2 separate regions of the Homo sapiens genome follow, and region 2 is linked to region 1. The links are chromatin loops, found by intact Hi-C in ENCODE. Cell type or tissue: GM12878. All regions are shown on one strand. Each heading gives the region's core, and the rest is flanking DNA. Links, peaks and the distances in the headings are about the cores only. Region 1 overlaps TENM2 (teneurin transmembrane protein 2). Region 2 overlaps TENM2 (teneurin transmembrane protein 2).

Region 1 (10,562 bases), core at 1,080-9,079:
TAGGAATATTACAAAGCTACTTATGGGTAGAAAGCTGTGCCTAGGTTTTCAACTATACTGCTGTGATAGAGCAGGCTGGCCAACAGGATGTGTTGGTAAGGAGGCCCAGAGCCCAAGAGAAAGGGAAGGAAAAGGCTGTAAAATGAAATTGGGTTATCACTGGAAACATGCTGCCATATTCAGATGTCCCTTTAAATGACAAGTGTTTGCCTTCGTAGGAGCTTGTGTCCACATTTGAATGTAACAAATATCTCCTCCTGACAACTGCCTGGCAGGAACATATGGCCAGCCTGGCCTCGACAGCATACATTTATTTTGATTGAATCTCCTCTTCAGTGCCAGAGATTGGGCATGCCCAGGAACCCTTGTGGTTCCCACCAACATTGTCTCCAGGAGCTGATTGGAGGCTAATTTTTGTTGGGGGGTGTAGGGGGAGGTGCAGGACCACAGAGTTCCAGGCTTCTCGAGCTGTAGATAAAACACAGAATGAAACACATACTCCCTCAGCCACTCTTTCTATTTCATTCATTCATTCATTCATTCATTCATTTATTTATTTATTTTGACAGGGTTTCACTGTCACCCAGGCTGGAGTGCAGTGGTGCAATCATAGCTCACTGCAGCCTAGACCTCTGGGGCTCAAGTAATCCTCCTGCCTCCTGAGTAGTTGGGACCATAGGCACGCACCACCATGCCGTTAATTTTTTTTATTTTTTATTTTTTAGTAGAGACGAGGTCTCCCAATGTTGCTCAGGCCAGTCTCGAATTCCTGGCCTCAAGGGATCCTCTCACCTCAGACGCCCAAAGTGCTGGGATTACAGGCGTGAGCCATCATGCCTGGCCAGCCATTCCATTTAAAATTAGGGAGACTTATCTAATACTTGTGTGTAGGCAGGACTGAGGACCTAGACAAAATGAAGGGAAGGAGGAGAGGTAGCTTGAGTTCATCTTCCCTGGATACCTGAAGATAAATCTTGCCAACAACAAGGGGTAGGGGATGAAGTGGGGTGGAGGAAAAGAATTTCAAGAATAGCAACAGCATATTCCTCCATCATAAGACTGGTCCCAGTTCCCACCAACCTACTCAGCCTTCTTTTCAAGTAACCCAGGCTTGAAACTGTTACCTGGCATGTTACTTGGGGCCAGATTGTTGACACAGGCTGTAAGTCACACCTGCATAAGCTAAGCGACACTCTCAGGATCTCACAGCAAGTTCCCAATGAGACACAAAGACCAGAAAAATAATGGTAATATTTATCCCAAAAGGGCAAAGGGTCCCTGGGATTTATTTGGTAGCACAATATAAAGGAAAGAGTTTGTACTGGAGTTACAATAACTTAGATTTGAATTCTTAACAGCTGTGTGGCATTAAATAAACATTTAAACCTTTCTGGGCCTCAATATCTTCATCTGCATAATGGTGCTGTAGTAAATAAATAACTTTTTCCTGGAGTTTGAATATTTACAGATAAAATACATGTAAAGTATCTAGCAGTGTTCTTAGCACAATGTGTGCACACAAAATGTTAGATGAATCTAAATTTAAACCTTGGCCAGTGATGTCGAAAAGTAGATCAAGGTGAACATGAACAAATATATCTACGTTACAACAGTAGTAAGCTTCTCCATTTCTCTACCTCAGCTGAAAAATTGCAGATGTATGGAGTAGTCTTTGTTTTAGGTGGGACTCAGTAGATGCCTAGGGGAGCTGACACAAGGCATGTGAAAAACAATGTCAAGAAATTAACGGATGGCCGGGCACGGTGGCTCACGCCTGTAATCCCAGCACCCTGGGAGGCTGAGGCGGGAGGATCACGAGGTCAGGGGATCGAGACCATCCTGGCTAACACGGTGAAACCCCGTCTCTACTAAAATTACAAAACAAAATTAGCCGGGCGTGGTGGCGGGCACCTGTAGTCCCAGCAACTCGGGAGGCTGAGGCAGGAGAATGGCATGAACCCGGGAGATGGAGCTTGCAGTGAGCCAAGATCACGCCACTGCACTCCAGCCTGGGCAACAGAGCAAGACTCCATCTCAAAAAAAAAAAAAAAAAAAAAAAGAAATTAATGGATTCATTACTGATTTTGCAAGCTGTAGTTTGAGTAGAGTTGGAGGCTTCATTTTGGTAACCATTTAAAATTTAAAACACACAAGTTTTGCATTTGCACTGCTGGGATTTCATCCATAAAACATATTTATTGACCTATCATGAAGACTTATTCTTTCAATTAATTACTAACAATAGAAATTCAAAGCAATCAATTTTACAGGATAAAACTGAAAGCTAGGGGAGTTGAGGAATGTTGCAGGCATCTGTGGCCATTAGCAAGCTCGTGGAATGAAAGCAACGGTTTGGGCATAGATTTCCAGAGTTTGGAATGCTCCTGCTAAGAATAAGAAAAGGGGGCCCAGCATAGTGGCTCATGTCTACAATCTCAGCATTTTGGGAGGCCAAAGCAAGAGGATCCTTTGAGGCCAGGAGTTCAATATCAGCCTGGTTAACATAATGAGACCCCATCACTACAAAAAATAAAAAAGTTAGCTAGGTGTGGTGGTGCATGCCTGTAGTCCCAGCTACTTGGCAGGCTGAGGCAGGAAGATCGCTTGAGATTGGGAGGCCAAGTCTACAGTGAGCAATGATCATGCCACTGCACTCTAGCCTGGCCACAGAGTAAGACCCTGTCTCTAAAAATAATAAATAAGTAAATAAATAAAAAGGAAGGTAAGGAAAGGGGTGAGAAGGGGCCTCGCCTATTCACATGCAAAAACTAAACTTTAGCTCCATGATAAACAATGTAATAATAATACTTCTTTCTATTATAGAAATCAGTGAAATTAGAGAGTTAAGGGCTTGAGTTAAGGGCAGTCAATATGCTTCCACAGGTAGGACCAAACTGGATGTTTTTGACCATAGATCATGAAGCTAAACTTCAGGTAATGAGGAGCATTATCAACTCCCTTTTCAGAGGCATTTGATTTAAAGGCACCTTTTAAATTCAAGAAACATTTCTTGAGTACTTGCTCTATGCCGTGCAGCGTGCCCAGCACTGGGATTTAAGAGGAACCCCATAGTCATGATGCCTGCCCCTACCATCTGACAATCTAGTGGGATGGCTAGGCAGCCAGTCCTAACAATGGGGTGTGATAATTCTGATACCTCTAGAAGGTGTGTAAGCACAGCGAAGTGCTAATAACTAGACATGTGGGGGCGGGGTTTGTGGAGTGCAGCCCTTGGGAGAGGGCTGAAGCGGGCCTTAATGGATGAGTAGAGATTAGTCTGGTAATGGTGGAGGGGCTAAAGTAGAGTAGAGGAAGGGGATTTCAGGCAAAAGGGACAAGGCAAAGCGAGAGAGTAAGGCTTCTTTGAGGATGGGAGGAGCTTAAGCGTGACCCTGACCTGTAGGAAGTGGTAACAGATGCACTTAGAAAAGTAAATAAGGGATAAAAGCTAAGAACCCCTAAACCACTCAGGGCACTGGCGAGCCATACAAATATTTTAAAGTAAAGAACACAGGATCCAATTTGCATTTAAAAAGATCCAATTGGGAAGCTGTTGCAGAAACAGGGAGGGAGGGAGTGTGATGGACAGTGAGGATGAAAATAAGTAAATGCATTAGAGGTGTTTAGCCTGTACAGTCTACAGAATTTGGTGATGAATTAAGTAAGCATTTAGCATGAGAGGCAGCACGTGGTCAGCGGCATTCAGTAAGTCAGTGCTAGGAGAAAAATATGCCAGATTGATGAAAATAGATTTATTATGTAAACATCTCCAAAGAAAAAGTTCAGATTCCCTTGGTATTCACATAGGCTTTCAAAGATATGCATCTATACATACATATGTTTAGGATCTTTCTCACAACAGATTTTTCTTGAAGATACTCAAACAAAAGCATCTTTAAAAAAAAAGTGTGATTCATTTTACACCATATCATAGGAGTTATGCTTACATAAATCCAGGGGAAAACACTTGACCACATTTGGGGTAAAAAAAAAATTTATTGAATTTTAATAAGAATCCATTTCCCATGTATTTAATTAAAATCATGATTGGTGACAAATGTAAATTAGCACAAGCATACCAAACTATTTGAACATAACTTTGCTCATACCCTTTATTTTAATGGAGAATAAATATAATCCTTCTTCTAATTAGAAAATTGAAATTTGGAAAAGAAAGGACATTTAAATTTATTAGATAATTATGAGGTGCCAGGAAGAGTGGTAAGATGATTTCTGCCAGAAACTTTTTGCAGAGCTTACCTGCCGTAATCCAGCCTGTGCTTATGTCTCTGAGCTCCCTTAATACCACTCTCACTACGACTGCGGGCTCGACAGTCTTCCTTCTGTTCCCCAAACCATCAAGCTACTGTCCGTCTCAGGGTCTTTGAACTTTACTTTTACCCTTGCCTGGAACATTATACCCTAGGATCTTTGTGTGTTTGGTTTCTTCTCAGCATTTAGATCTCAGCCACAAAGAAATGAAGTCTTCTCTGATAACTCAACCTGAAGTGGTGTTCCTATCTCTTCCCTTTCTATTTCATTTCCCTGGGCCTATTTCTTTGATAACACTCATCACTCATGAAAAATACCTTACTGAATTCGTCATCTCCTTCCTACTCTACTGTCTTCCCTCCTTCCCTCCACCCAATAGAATGAAAGTTGGGCATCTTATTTGTCCTGTACATCCCTCTTTCCCTAGCACCTAAATAATGCCTCAACCATAGTAAGTGCTCAATGAAATATTTATTAAATGAATACATGAGGACTTCATGAAGTAGAATTTTTTAAAACCCTGTTTTATACATGAAGAGATTCAGAGACATTAAGAAACTTGCCCAAAGTCACACAGTAAGTACATGGGAAAAAAAAAAAAAACTAGTAATTTATCCACAGATTGTCTTTTCCAAAACCATTTACAAGGCTGCTGTTGGAGAGGAAGGCAAGTCACACTGAGGCCTAACGGGTGTACTACATAGAAAGTTTGCTATTTGTGCTAGTATTTACCAATATTGTACTGATATAAGATGCAATGAGATATATAAGACAAGAATGGGCAAAAGCAAAAGAAACAATCTCTGGTCTCACTGCAACAATTGTCCTGGTTAAATTACAGAGTACCCAGGAAACTTAATTCTCATCAAACAGGTACTGTCAGCTGCACAGAAAGTCAGAAGGGCTGTGGAACTCATATATTTATACCTCAGTGTGTCTGAACACTAAAGTTCACAGCCTTCTGGGACACCATCTTTTACATTAGATTCACGTTCCTTAGCAGAGTGCAAATCCCATTTTGCTAAATAAAGGGTTGTCAGAAAGGGCTCCATGAACAGTAATGCCTGCTTTCGTTCATTCATTCAATAGATATTTACTTGAGCACCTACTACATGCTTGGTCTAGAACCTGAAACTGCAGTAGGATGCAGGAAGAGAGGGAGGGAGCCTTGTGTACACTAAGAGGAAGACTATTAGGACAGGGAACAGCAGCAGCAGAGGTCTTGAGGTGGGAGCATATCCAGCATATTTGAGGCACACAGCGAAGTCCAGGGGTGCAACCAAAAGAAAGTAGGCAGAAGAGGAGGTCAGAGAAGAAACTGAGTTCAAATGGTGGACAGCCTTCCTGCTAGATATAAGAGCCTTGGCTTGTATCTCGAGTGAAATGGGAGGCCATTGAAGACAGATCAGAGCTCACGTGTCAGGCGCCCTCTGGCGGTTTTGCTGAGAATGCACTTATGAATGAAGGAGGAGCCGGGAAAAGACCTAGCCTCAAGTGCAAGGGTGGGGAGACTGGAGAATTCGGTACATTCCAGAAACAGAAAAAGCCCAACATGACTGCACAAGAGTGAGCAAGGGAGAGAGTGGCACTAGATGAGGACTCAGGGGCCAAATCAGGCTGGGCGTCTGGAATGAACTTTGAATATAAGGAAAGTCACCATGCAAGGATGTTTTAATAAAATAAGCCCAGCACCTTGGGCAAAGAATGAACTCCTAACTCTTTCCTTAGCCAACAGTGGGACCTAAAAATGTGGTTTTCAGGCACAGACTAAAAAATAGCCTTAATTTTTTTAAAAGCATGCCAATAGGGTTATAATCACTGAATACACAACCTCAGGTGTATTTAATGACAGACATAGTGGTTATAATGTTAAAGTCCTTGAGGGATATAGAAATCTAACACTATCATTCTAGCTCCAAAGAGGGTTTTTGTAGTTGGTTGCCTCATCACACTCTCACTACCAATAAACTGCCTCATTTCTCCGTGACTACTCATATTGGACAAAGACATTTTCTGATATTTAGGAGAAAGAGACCTAAAATTGAAGTAGAAACATATTTGAGAACTTAGCTCAAAAGTTGTTTTTTTTTGTTTGTTTTGTTTTGTTTTGTTTTTTGAGACAGAGTCTCACTCTATGGCCAGGCTGGAGTGCAGTGGCGCAATCTCGGCTCACTGCAGTCTCCTTGTCCCGGGTTCAAGCAATTATCCTGCCTCAGCTGCCTGCCTAGTAGCTGGGACTACAGGCGTGCACCTCCACGCCCAGCTAATTTTTGTATTTTTAGTAGAGATGGGGTTTCACCATGTTGGCCAGGATGGTCTCGATCTCCTGACGTCATGATCTGTATCCCTTTTTCTTTTTCACCCTCAACAAGAATCCGTGAATTCTAAAAACTAGTCTATTAAAAAATCTCTATTTCTATATATCTATATCTGTATCTGTATCTAAATCTATAGCTGTATCTCTACCTATATCTATGTATCCATCTATCTATTTATCTATCTATCAATCTATCTACCTACTTATCTCTTGGAAAATGAGCAACTCTTTATTCTGACCATAGCATCCTTTGCATTAGATTGCCTGGTTTGATATGCTGCAAGAACAGCTTATCTCTGATGGAGTTCAAAACCAAATATTAACGGCTAATCATGCAGCGAGCCACAGGCACATGCTTGCTGACACCAGTAATTGTCTGCTTGTAGGAGTCAGTGCCTGAGGGGAGGCAGAAGTCACTCAGTTGAGCTTCTCTAAGTGAGCCATGCAGGCTTTGGGTGACACATGGGGATTTATAGCTGGAAGTGGAGAGGGGAGATGTCCCACCAACCTCCACCAGCCATCATTGGCCCTGGGACAGAGCCTACTCAGCATCTTTGGGAGGTTTATTTCTACAGCATGAGTGGGAAGGAAACAGAGCTGAGGATTTCACGTCTGGGTTAATTTCACTTCAAAGCTAAAGAAGTAACAGCTAATGTGTTATAAAACACTTTGAAATAGGTTTTTCTGATTTTGGGGGGAATCATTTGGAATTTCTGTCAAATCGCATTGGAAATGGAAGGAAATAAAGCACGGTGGGCAGAATCATGAATTCCCAACAATGTCTATGTCCTAATGCCTAGGACTTGGGAATATGTTACTTTACATAGCAAAAGGGACTTTCCAGATGTGATTAAGGTTAAGAGCCCTGAGGTGGGGAGAATATTTTGGATTATCCAAGTGAGTTTGAACTCATCCACATGTCCTTCTAAGTGGGGAAATTTTCCTGGCTGTGGTCAGAGGGAAATGTGACAACTAAAGCAGGCTCAAAGAGAGGCTACACTTCTGGCTTTGAAGATGAAGGAAGGGGCCATGAACCAAGGAATGGAAACAGCCTCTTGAAGCAGGAATCCAAGCGAAGAAAGAATCTTTGCTATGTGCTCCAGAAAGAGACGAAACCCAACTAACACCTTGATTTTAGCCCAGTGGAAATCCAGTCGGATCTTTTACCTATAGAACCGTAGGATAATCAATGTGTGTTCGCTTAAGCGTCTGTTGGTGGTAATCTGTTATGACAGCAATAGAAAAAAAGAATATGTAAGGTTTTTAGTTGCATTAGATACAAAATTAAACCACTCCAAAAAATCCTCATCATTTTTTTTTTCAAGTGATGTGGTACGTTTTTTAAAACCTGTTTAATAATGGTAGCTGATTCTATTCACTGACTTCTCTGCAAATGGAAATGGGGATTAGGTATAACATCAAACTAATGAATGATTGAAGGACAAAAGGTCTTAAGGCTGTTAAATCCCTTAATATTGTAGTAAGTAGGATCAAAAGAGAGATAGGATATAAGTTTTCTTTTAGAAAATTAAGTGATTGGGCAATGAGAATGCAGGACTTTATTATGCTAAATACACATGCCTATTTCCCAGTACACTGGCATCTGCAAAGACGACTGCAGCTTTCATTCCAGCACAACACCCACCCAACTTCGTCTTCTGCATAGAGTTCATTCCAGATCCTCTTCTGAGTAATACATTTTACATTCAAGTAGTAACTAAGGGAATCTAAAGCTGCAGTGTAATATGTAAACAATAATAAATTGTCCCCTTCCTTCCTCTGGGCTTCCACTTTCACTCAAATCTCTGATGTCAGTCCAATACCTCTATTTAAATTATGGTCTCGCATTCAACCACGAGTATATATTATTCTTGCTCCCTATTGAATACATCTTCTAAGAAGATGCACTGAAATAAATAAATGCAATATTTCAGAGAAAAACATGCAAATGAATAGAATCCTTTTACAAACACAGCAATCTGATGTGAGCATCTGCTATAACTACTCACTTACAAACAGGGGTGGGGAGAATCACTTAAGTATCTACAATAAATTCAAATATAGAGTGCCTACTAAGGAAAAGGTTGTATTAGCATCCCGGCATATTGATGAGACATCAGACTCTTGTCATTCTTAGTGCTACAGATGGTAGAAGGGAAGTATGTACTGGAACATCCGTTGGTTTCATCACTGCCTGGACTATCCGGATGATGCATTCTCTGTCAGTATGCAATCTTTGTGTGCTTTCATATTTTTTTCATATGCATGGCTAGGTTTTATGTTTAACTGTTTGTTTATTTTTAACAATTTAATGTCAAATATGTCTACTCTTTTTCAAGTAGGTAATTAGTAATATTCTATCAAAAACTAATTAATATGAAATACTAGATCAGTGTTTCCTGTCCCGTGTTTTGTGGAACACTTGTAACTTCAAAGTTATTTCTTAGAAAATTGTTTTTGGAAATGCTTTTTGTTTTTAAGTACTCAGAATCATTCTATAATAAAGAAATCTGTTTATTAGACACAGAGCTTCCTCAGTTTATTGGATCTTAGAACCTCCCTTCCCCAAGCCCCCCCCTCTTTTTAACCCACAGAAAATGTGTTATTATCCTTTGCATGCAGTGGAGTGCAGTTTGGAATATGCCATTCTACAGCAAGGGTTCTCAACCTGTGTGCTTTTGACACCTGGGCCAGGTAATTATTTGTTGGGGGTGGTGGGAGGGTGTTGACTTGTACATTTCAGGATGTTCAGCAGCATCCCTGGATTCTATCCACTAGATGCTAGTAGCACTCACCCACGTGTACAAAACAAAAACATCACCAGACAGGGCAACATTCCTTGAGGTGGCAAAATCGCCACTGGTTGAGAACCACTGTTCTGGAGGATCTGCTCAGTTCTGCAGAAGACTCTCTCGCATGTACTTTATTGCCAATATTCTGGTTATTTAGATTTTACTTTCTTCTGTCCATTAGTCCTAACTCGAACTTCTTCCACAGCTTAGGCTATTAATTGCCTGTCATTCTGCACTCATTCTCAGTTCATCAAACATGCACTTCACCTTTTACCTCCTTAGAAACACATCTTTTCCTGTGGAAACCCCACTCCAGCTGTTCGAAGCTTCCTTCTGGTCTCCAGGATCTCTGAACTCAAACCCTTAGGAATTTTTCTCACATCCTAGTGTTGTCCTAAAATCTCAATTCTTGTCACCAAAGAACTGCCTTCTCTCTCTAGTCCTCTGTGCTATGTTATTGAAACCATGGGTATTGACAGAAGAACAGGACTTGGTCCCGCGGAGTCTTCACAAGTATGTAGGCCAATCCATTTCAAAAAGTGTTTCCATCCTGAAATTTAGCTCGTAAGTTATGCGTGTTTTTAATAGGAATGGAATCTTCAATTTGACAAAGAATTTCCTTCTTCTCATCTACTTTAACTACATTCCCAACCTGTCTTTGCTTTTATGGGTAGACATCTTTTTGTCTTTATTTGCATATAAATGCAGAATAATGCTTCATACCTAAAAAAAGCATTATTAACATATGGATTGAGTTCAACATCAGGTTTAGTTGTATACCTGAAAAACATAAAAACTAGAAACAATAATAAATATGTCTTTTGGGCATGTGTGTCTTCAGGACTATGCTCAGTGCTTTATATATTTTCTCTCTAATTCACACATAAGAAGCTGAAAAATGGGCAGTAGTATCATCATTGTGCTGATAAGGAAACTGAGGCTCAGAGAGGTTAAATGATATGTCAGAGATCACCGAACCGGTAAATTCTTAAGAAAAGAAAAAAAAAAATCCAACCCAAACTATTGACTCAAACTGGACTTTCTTAACTGAAGCCTGCTTTGTTGTGCTTAGAAATTGGCTTATTTTTAATTTGTATGAATCCCGATCTATAATATGACCTCAAAACCCATATTCTTTCCACTATACAATGGATAAAATAATTCAGATATCAAGACTCACT
Region 2 (10,562 bases), core at 1,364-9,363, 250 kb before region 1:
TGATGGAAAGTATTTCTTAGGAATATTGTGTCTATTAAATGAGTGGCTCAGCACACACCTGACATTGAGTGGATCCTCAATAAATGTTGGCTATTACTGTTATGCAGATAATTATCAATGAATCCCATAGACTGCCTACTTTAAGTATGTATCTCTTTCCTTCTAGTTCCCCTTTCCTTCCTTCTTTCTTCCCTCCTTCCTCCACCCCTCCCTCCCTTTTTCCTTCCTTCCTTCCTCCCTCCTTCCTTCTTTCCTTCTCCCTCCTTTCCTCCCTTCCTTCCTTCCCTTCCTTCCTTCCTTCCTTCCTTCCTCCCTCCTTTCCTCCCTTCCTTCCTTCCCTTCCTTCCTTCCTTCCTTCCTTCCTCCCTCCTTTCCTCCCTTCCTTCCTTCCCTTCCTTCCTTCCTTCCTCCCTCCCTCCCTCCCTCCCTCCCTTTCTCCCTTCCTTCCTTCCTTCCTCCCTCCCTCCCTCCTTTCCTCCCTTCCTTCCTTCCCTTCCTTCCTTCCTTCCTTCCTTCCTCCCTCCTTTCCTCCCTTCCTTCCTTCCCTTCCTTCCTTCCTTCCTCCCTCCCTCCCTCCTTTCCTCCCTTCCTTCCTTCTCCTTCCTTCCTTCCTCCCTCCCTCCCTCCCTCCCTTTCTCCCTTCCTTCTTCCATCAGAGGCACTGGTTAACTTCAATGTACTTTTAGTTTCCTCCCTTTCTGGTGTATCCTCCCTTTCCACCTCTTCATGGCAAATCTAACCGTAACATGCCTTTGTGTACATCCCTTTTGGGCTCCCCATCCCACACTGAATAGACCTTAGAGTGCTTGACTGCACCCAGAAGGTGACCTTGACTTGGGCCATGAGACCTCTCTACCCTGCCTCCTGAGTCTCACTCTGGTTGGTCCAGAATGCTGGCACAGCCTTGCTCTTCCGGCCTTTTCCTATTCTCTCACCTTTGCCTGGAATGCCCTTTTGCTGGGGCAGCTCTCACTGTTCCACCCAGATGGAACTCAGACCCCGTATCTGCCAGCCAGGCTTCCCTGACCAGGTAGGTTGGATGCACTCCACGCTCCATGCTTCCGTAGAGTCCCCTGAGCTCATGTCCAGCTTACAACATCCTATATCAATATAAATAATCTGCTCTGTGACCTTTCTCCCACTAGACTGTGATTCCCAGAGGTCAGGGGCCATGTCTTTTCGATCTTTCACTCTCTGTGCCATGGTGCTCAGCTGCGTGTTGGGCCCCTACAAATGTTGGCTGAATTAAGCTGAAGTCCTATGAACACAGCTGGTAATGGGATTACCAACAGGAGGTGGGAAATACAAAAATCCTTAGTTAGCATAAAATCAGAGTTTCAGATAAAGTAACTATATAAGTTTGGCCTGAGGGCCTCTTACTGACAGAGCCCTCACATACTTATTTCACAAAAAAGGCTGTCTTCCTCGCCAGATTTTCAAGCCCTTGATCATAATGCTTTTCTGTAATAGTTAAACAATCATACCGCCTTACTAGGCATTTCTCTTGGGATTCAGAAACTTGACTAGGTCTTTTTAGACATTCTTATAATATCCCCATTAGGTAGATAGAGGCAAGGTGGATGAGGAGAAGAGGCAAACTCAAACATTGCCAAATAATAATGAGAAAGGAAAGGCAACAAAGGTTAGGAGTTTTGAATCACGTAGGCCATGCTGTAGCACAGTCTGGGAATGAAGAGAAAGGGCCCTACAGCTAGAACCAAGGGGAGTGAGAGAGTCAGATTTTCCCCTGCAGCTATGTCTGTTTCTCATACTATATCTGGCATTAAGAAGAGGTATTGGCATTTCTAGGGTATTTATGTATTATTTATTACATTATTACTTGAAAAAAAATCCTCTTAATTCTATGTCTGAAATCTAACACCATAAACTTCTGGGCTCTTATTTTAAAGCCACAAAAGAAACTCAGGCCATCAAATAAGGAGAAGTAAAGAGAGATCGTAACATTTGAATGGAGACAGATACAATTTGGCACAATCGATCAAAATTCAAAATGCACATTATACATACCCTTTGATCTAGTAATTTCACTTCCAGGAATTTAACTTTTGAATATAATTATATAAGTATGCAAAGAAAGATATATACACAAGATGTTTCATTACAGATTTGTTTTTAATAGCAAAATTCTGAAAGCGATCTAAATGTCCATCAAGAAGAGACTGGTTAAATAAATTAGAGCATTATGGAATATTACACGGACTTTAAACAAGAATGAGGTAAGTCTACATAAAATTACCTGAAAATGCTTCCACAATATCTGATTAAGTGATAAAAAGGAAGTTGCCAAATGATATGTATATGATTCCATTTATATTAAACTTAAAATATACATGCTCAGACATCCACAAGCATTTTTGAAAGCCTAAAATAATCAACCTTCAAATGAAATTTCCTTGAAAATGGAAATTGAAAAGCAGGGAATATTCCTTTCCATTTTCTGTCTATGTGTTGAATATTTTACCAAGAGAATGTGTACATTCTACAATAAAATAACTGAAAAGACAAAAGCTGTTGCAATATGTGCTCTAATTCTTTGCCTTAAATTCATGACCTTTCCTTTGCAGAAGGAAATGGAGATAAATATTCTGTGTGGGATAAGTAGGCACCAACATTCCCTAATCATGCAGGAAATAGTGAGGGGTGCTGGGGAAAGCTCTGGCCAGAGGCCTGCCTTCCAGCCCCACTCCGGCATTTATAGTGGAAGGCGCTGGCGTGTTGTGGAACTTTCTGAGCTTCACTCTCCTTGTCTGTAAAAATAGACATTGGACTATACTAGGTGATCTTAACTTGGTTTCCAGTTTGAAAACTCTGCCTCTGTGCAGCCAAATGATGACCCCTTCACTTAAATGATCAGGGCTCAGGGTTTTTTTTGTTTTTGTTTTGTTTTGTTTTGTTTTGTTTGTTTGTTTGTTTTAGATGGAGTCTCACTCTGTCACCCAGGCTGGAGTGCAGTGGCGCGATCTTGGCTCACTGCAACCTTCGCCTCCCAGGTTCAAGCAATTCTCCTGCCTCAGCCTCCCAAGTAGCTGGGATTATAGGCGTGCACCACCACGCCTGGCTAATTTTAGTATTTTTAATAGACACGAAGTTTCACCATGTTCGTCAGGCTGGTCTTGAACTCCTGACCTCAAGTGATCCACCTGCCTCGGCCTCCCAAAGTTCTGGGATTACAGGTGTGAGGCACCGCGTCCAGCTGGGCTCAGTTGTTTTGGCCAACCCAATTCATGTTGACCTTGACTCCTTCTAATATTTTCTAATGTAGTGGTCAGAATCAAGGGCCGACCTCCCTGAAGAGGGCATCTATTTTTTTCCATATCTGCATCACCAGGTCCCTTTTTCCCCTTTCTTTCTCTCTCTCTCTCTGCCTCCCTTTATCTCTATCTCCATCTCTCTCTCTTTATCTCTATCTCTGTCTCTATCTCTATCATCTCTATCTCTATCTCTGTCTCTCCCTTTCTGCCTGAATTAGCTATTTGGGGTAAGCTCTGTGAAGAATGCTATACTTCGCTCTTTTCCCCAAACTGAATGGTATTATGAATTTGAAGATGCACATTATCGACAGGACATGAGGATGTCCCCATTGTAACACTGCTTTTATGTTTCCAAAGACAAAGCAAATAGTAGTGAAACTGAAAAAACAAAGTATACGCAGACATATACTGAATATGCGCCTTCTACCTTGTTCCCAGCCCACCCCAGTGCCACCACACACACGATTATATTGAAATTCTCGGTGGGTTTAAATGCATGTGTGCCACCCTTACCCCCTGCTGCACTGAAGCTTACAACCTCTAATAATATCAGATTAATTCACTGGAGTATAAACAGCAATGGGCACCATTATGAACATTAGGACGTGTTGCATGTTAGGACAAAAATTTTTATCTAATTAAACACAGAACTATTCTGATATTACCTATACTCATTATGGAGCTATCTGACCCCTGCAATCTGTCTCACCTACACACACCACAACAAACAGAATATACTGCATTGCTGAGAATATTAGGAGCTTGAAGCATGGAGTTAAATGTTTCCCATTCATGGTTTTATTAAAAAGCAAAACCAAAAGTTCTTCGAAGTCATTCAACTTGATAAGGCAAAACTGCTTCTCCAGCCATTTCCAAGAGAGAGGAAATGCATCGAGATGTTTTGAGTTAACTTTCTCATCATGAGCCCTCATAAAGAGCACTGGTTAGTAAGACAATAAATGAGCATGTTTTAATTAGAAAATGTGGAATCCAAGCACTTTTGCAGGAAAGAAGATGATAGCTTAAAAGAGATGTCAGGAGACTAATAAAAGTTAAAATGCATTAAGTGGCCACAGTGAACTCAAAAGTAAAGTCGTGGGACGTTTGAGAAGTCAACCAGAGAGGGTGATGAGTCAGAAGGGGGCAGAAGTTAGTCAGTGAAACTTAATTTTTTCGACTTCTTATTGGAATCAGCTGTAAACCCCCTTCTGTGCTCTGGCAAGTGAGATAACTCAATGTCCTGCAATTTCCCCACCCTGGCCGGGACTGTGTCTGCCTGGAGGAGAAAATCATTACAATCAGGCAATATGAGCTGGGCTGTGACCAAATTAACATTGAATGTGGCCTGAGTTGGTCTGTGGCTTTTGCCTGCCAGCCCTCCATTTCAGGGTCTCCTAATAGCACGATGTTTGGTTATGGGCCACACTCCTTCCTCTCCACTATGAGGCCCCCACATGGGCACGTGATCCAGGCCTGGCCAATTAATGTGGTCTGCTCGCCAAGACTCCAGGCTTGAGGCTTGGGTCAGTTGTGGGCATGTGACTCTAGTTGGATTCCATGAGACTCAATCAAGGGAGTGTTGTTGAAATGTCAAGAAGTGCTTTACTTTCTGTTAGGTTTCTAAGCTTTGAGAATATAGCATATAGTTACCATAAAAATCCCACAAGAGGAGGCCTACATAACAGCGATGGTAGAAAGTAAAGAAGTGCAAGGCTGAGAGACTCCCAAAGCCTGAGTTTAAGTATTACTTGAATCCTGTTCTGTCAGGATCTTCTCTCTGTCCCAAATCCTCCACTTTCTCAAGTTTCATTTTCCTGATATGTTGAAAGGGGACAAGAACATCTGTATTGGTCTGTTCTTACGCTGCTAATAAAGACATACCCGAGACTGGGTAATTTATAAAGAGAAAGAGGTTTAATGGACTTACAGTTCCACATGGCTGAGGAGGCCTCACAGTCATGGCAGAAGGCAAGGAGGAGCAAGTCACGTCTCACATGGATGACAGCAGGCAAAGAGAGTGCTTGTGTAGGGAAACTCCCCCTTATAAAACCATCAGATCTCATGAGACTTATTCACTACCACGAGAAGAGCATGGGAAAGACCCGCCCCCATGATTAAATTAACTCCCACCAGCAGGTCCCTACCACAACACGTGGGAATTGTTGGAGCTACAATTCAAGATGAGATTTGGGTGTCAACACAGCCAAACCCTATCAACATCTCTCCCCTAAGGGCTTTAATTCAGATAACATGATGTAAAGTGCCTAGTATCCTACTGGGCACAAAGTCGGCATTTCAGAGATGATTATGTCTAAAAACAAAGACCAAAAGGAGTGGTCCGTGGTTTCCAAGAAGTGAAAAGATTGTCAATAGAACTACAATGTCTCCTTGTATGGATTCTGAGAGTTAGAAGCTGGAAAAGATGACTGAGTACAAGAACATCCAGAAAATGCACATGTGCATAGCACCGCCCCTTGCACAGGGGGCTTGTAAATTTATTCCTTCATTTTCCTGAATTGGTGAGAGTGGGGATGGGGGAGAGTAGAGCTCCTTAGAGTCCCACCAAATGCTTCAGTGGGCCTAATAGCTCCCTGTGCCTTCTCATTACATGTCCCCAAGTATAGTGGAGAGGATCTGCGTTGATAAGAAATAAGAAAGTCACTAAGATCATCGAAAATTCTTATCTAAGAACATACCAGTGTTAAGTAAAGCAACATTTCCCACCTTCCCTTTAGGGCGGGATTTTAACCCTTTGTTCAAATAATTAAAAAATAAAATAAAAATTTAAAGGTCGTATTATTGGTGTGCAATACCTTTACAGGAGTATTAATTGTTGAGAAATGGACTCATGAATGCTGGTTCGCAATTGAAGCTCTAGCAAATTGAAATCTGATTTCAGTACCATTTAACACATAGAAAAGAATTGGTATTCAGTCTCTTTTGAACTATAAGGCATACACAGCTTAAGTACAAATGACAGCAATTGGAGGTATTTCCTCACTCCTAAACAGTTATTTTGAGCAAGAAATGATTCAATAAGGGATTTGAAAAATACACGATTTTGAGGGTGATCCTTTGTGCAGCGCTTTGCCATGACCTCTCAAAGGAGTATTTGCAAAGAATACTCACAGAATGGCCCCAAATTGTCTGGTGGGTTTTGAAAGAAAAAAACCTAATGTAGGAAAAGTTTTTTTAAACATTCCCATAAAATCTAAAGGATGCAGCTGCAGCTGAGCAGAATGGCTGAGTATCTCGTGACGGTTTGCAAGTCTGGGGACATAAGATTCCAACTCACAAAAGCAAATAAGGCCAAGACTAATAAATCAAAGGTGCCTTCAGAAAAGTTGCAGGACCTACTTCCCCTGCCTGGTAGGACTGCGGATGCCTTATCTGGCTTCTGCGAAAAGAAAAGGATCATCAGGGAGCCAGAATTAGAAAGGACTTGCGCTTCATCAAGTTTCTCCCTGTCTGAGCCAGATAAAATATCCTCTGGGAAGACTTCAGGAAGTGCCTCAAGGGAATGACAGTTGATATTAGTTGAATGGGTGAAAGAGCACAGACAGAGATGGAAATATTTGGCTTTTTTCAACTGTGAACTTAACCCCAGAGTCTTCGACATTTACACAGACTCAGGGCAAAGTCTTGCTCTTACAATGCATGACCACAGGGTGGTCTCAATTTGTAATTGGGTCCCCACGGTAAAGGCTGCTGAGGGATGGATTTTTATTTTTCTTTTTTTTAAGTTCTTTCTACCTAGAGACTTAGCTGTGGTACCCTGCAATAAGAAGTTCAATTCCTCAATAAGTTTTTAATTTTGTAGAGGCAGGCAAATTTAAAAAGGACAGCTTCTCCTTAGGTACCTCCACTTTCCAGGATGCTTCCAAGTTTGCAGACCATGCCAAGAATAGGCTGGAGTGGTCTTGAATAAGATGTAATGCTTGTTTCTTTCTTAATGCACCTTGTAATTTGCACACGTGCCACAACACTTTATTTATTTTCTTATTAATGGGTTCGAGTGTGTTTAACACCACAAGCCATAAATTACAGAGCAGTGGATTAGACTAGGCTTGCTTTATTTTCCTGCCAATTATCAGAAAGTGATGTGGGGGATGAGGTGCCCCTCCTAACCAGCTTTTTCTCTGCCACCTCCCTTGCCTCCATCCAACAACCAACCCCCTTGTTTCCATCTGCCAAGAAAAAAAAAAGACACAGCCTGGTCTCTCATTGGTGAGCTTGCCTATTGAGCAGCTCAGTTATTGAGATTAATAAGCTGCCAGTTTCCAAGGAAGACTAAGAAAACTGCAAAATTAAAGTGCACTGCAACATGAAATGCTGCTGGTGGCCAGGCGAGATCGTGGTGTCAAAAAGGCAAGGTAAAGCTATAAAATAAGGCTGAGCTTGAAAGGCTAATCTAAAGGTCTCATTAATTTCCATGTTGCCTGTGATGAGAATTTAGAGGGGGCATAATGTTTTGCAATACAGAGAAATCAAGCTGCCTATTGATTTGAAAGTGCTTCGATGCATTTGGTTCACCCAGAATGAATCCTACCTTTAAACCTCACTTGAAAACATTAAAAAACAAACAAAAAAGCAAACAGGTTGCCTAGGTTTAATATTCTAAAGATCAGGCTTGTCAGTGATTCTGTCAGAAAATTAATCCTTAGGTAGAAAAATCAATCTGAGAACAAGTTTGGAATAGTCTTTGCACTCAGCATGGTGAAGATGTTTCAACAATCTTGTTTCTTCTCTGTGAAAGCCTCATTTACTGAAGGTCTTGAATCTCGATTTCCAAATACGCACTACCAATAAGGCATCCAGATTAGTCTAAGATTGCTTCTTCTTGAAGACAAAAAGTGTGTTTTTAAAAATTCTGACACCAAAATTAGATTCCTTAGATACCACTCAGCAAGCCCAACATGCTCAATTCTTTTTCTGAGCACTTGTCATGCTTCCTGCTAACAGGAACAAGGATGATATTCAAGGGATGCCCCAAGGGTCAGCCATGGCACCCATGGCTGTTGCGCTTTCTCCCAGCAATCTGGCAGAGCTCTGTTTAGAATGAAAAAGATCCTACGAGTTGCAGAGCTAAACAAGTAGCTGTGCTTCTTAATTCTCCCTTGTCAATCTGCACTCATATTTTATAATATGCAGGGCATAAAACCTCTCCCCGTAAATCATATGCTATGCTGCCACCACCATGGAGTGGTGAGGCCTCAGATTTACCATCCGGGTTGCCACCAATTCCTCAGAGCTTCAGAGAAGGGTCTCTTGCATCTGGCCTGGCTTATGAGTTTGACAATGACTAAGTCTATGTCCAGTAACAGGCTGGAGTTCATCCCATAGATCATTTCTCGCCTTATGCCACTTGTAATGCATTGACTTCATTTCATGGCCTAAGCAAATTAATTTGTTGTTTGCCATCAGGCTAGACAGAGTTTTTTCCAGCCCCCGCCCTTCCTAGTTCCCCAGGCATTATCATATGGTCATTAAGAATATGGGATTTAAAGTCAGGTCAACCCAGGTTCAAATTTCAGCTCTGTCACTTACTAATGGGTGACATGTAAATAACTTAATTCCCCCAGCCCTGGTTTCCCTGTATTTTAAATATGGATAGTAACATATACCTAACAAAGAGCTTAAGGGATTAAATGGGATCCTGTAGGTAAAGCTTAGTGCCAAGCAAAAAGTATTTGACAAAGAAAAGTTAGTATTCACAGGCCTATATGATTGTGTGAAATAAATTTAACAAATTTCTGGAGAGAATTTTTTTTCTTTTTTTTTAAGATGGAATCTCACGCTATCACCCAGGATGGAGCGCAGGGGTGTGATCATAGCTTACTGCAGCCTCCACATCCTGGGCTCAAGAGATTCTTCCATCTCAACCTCCCAGATTACTGGGATTATAGGTATGAACCACTGCATCTGGCCTGGAGAGACATTTTTTAAAGAGAAAAATCAATTGCTGAGGGCTTTGGATATACTACATATGCTATTATCTGTAAATGGATGATTTTCTGTGTTATACATATTATTTTAGAATCAAAATAAGTCTGGCCAATAACTGCACTCAATTCTCTTGCCTCATAAATGTAACATGTCCAAAACTGAACTTTTGTTTTCTGCCACAAAAACCTGTTCCTTCTTCAGCACATGACATTGCTATTCACCCAGACATCTAAGTCAAAAACTTGAAGAATCCTAACCTTCATCTTCAAATCCCAGCAATCATTAATTTCTACTGATCCTACCTTCAAACTATACCTCACATCTTTGAATATTCAGCACCACTCCCTAATCAAAGGCATGCCACTTTTTATCTTAACTATTATTTTATTTTCCAAACTGGACCTTTAGTCTTGCATACTTTCCACTCTAACTGCCCCCCAATCCATTTATCATAGGGCAGCTATCATTATTAAAAGCAAAAAGCAGAGTGTATCTTATTATTTTGCTCTCCTGCTTAAAAAGCTTCAGTGACTTTTAATTGTTCTCGAGGTAGAGTCCAAAAGCTTTAACATGGTCCAAAGCCTTGATCCATCTTGCCCTTGCCTACCTTTCTAGTTTGCTTTCTCTTGCTTTCTCTTTCTGGCACCTTAGTGTTTCTGCCCCTAGTGGCTCATTGTTTTTGTGATCTAGAGCACTCTTTAAGCCTGATTAACCCCTACTCATCCTTAAGGGCTCAGCTTAAATGTCCATTTCTTATGGGTCTGGCTTCTTCAGCCGTCTGTGGCACTTACTGCATTTGTCATGGTGTAAGGGACATTTGTTTATGTTCTGTCTGCTTCCAGCCTAGAATCTCCATAAGGACAGAGGTTTTGTTTTTCTCCTTTGCCGGATCCTCAGTGCCTGACACATGGTAGGTTCTCATAGCTATTTCTAGAATAATTAATGAATGACCATTTAAAAAGGCAAATTGCAAACCGTTTTGCAGCTTGAGGATCTTGATGATTAAAATTAGGGCTTCTAGTATGTCAGGGCAAAAGTGAACTCAGAGAGAAGTTTTGTCCTGCTTAGGGACTCTTTTTTGTGATCTACTGCTCAGACAGATCCAAAGAGAGACGCTTGCTTCAGCAAAACACACAAAGGAAGAAAAGTTAGGTTCTGTCACTGAGCTACTTTCTACTGTTTTAGACAAGAGAAGTTGACTTTAGAAACTCCCAAAGAAGCAGCCGACCGGGAAGATTTCTCACCTTGTCACTTTCAGCAGAGGAAGGAGTAGATAGGTGATATTGAACAAGAATTGCAAGTAGACTTTGTTTCAAAACCTTCTGTGAATAGGCTGGGAGGAAG

Evidence for each region. Peaks named below come from ENCODE experiments on the same cell type or tissue, not always from the same donor. Only the 100,000 strongest peaks of a DNase experiment are listed, where the experiment ranks them.
Region 2: it touches region 1 in a loop (2.6-fold over the local background); 2 of 110 quality-filtered maps call a loop at or near these places.

The regions. Positions count from the first base shown.
Region 1 is chr5:167,718,602-167,729,163 of GRCh38, reverse strand. All of the region lies in intron 4 of TENM2 (teneurin transmembrane protein 2), which reads right to left. Among named protein-coding and RNA genes, the nearest start is that of TENM2-AS4, 64 kb to the right of the region's middle. In GM12878, for the core only: a CTCF peak has its summit at 5,714 (motif pointing left); a DNase peak (open chromatin) is centred at 5,633.
Region 2 is chr5:167,964,073-167,974,634 of GRCh38, reverse strand. All of the region lies in intron 6 of TENM2 (teneurin transmembrane protein 2), which reads right to left. Among named protein-coding and RNA genes, the nearest start is that of TENM2-AS3, 16 kb to the right of the region's middle. In GM12878, for the core only: a CTCF peak has its summit at 4,405 (motif pointing right); a DNase peak (open chromatin) is centred at 4,428.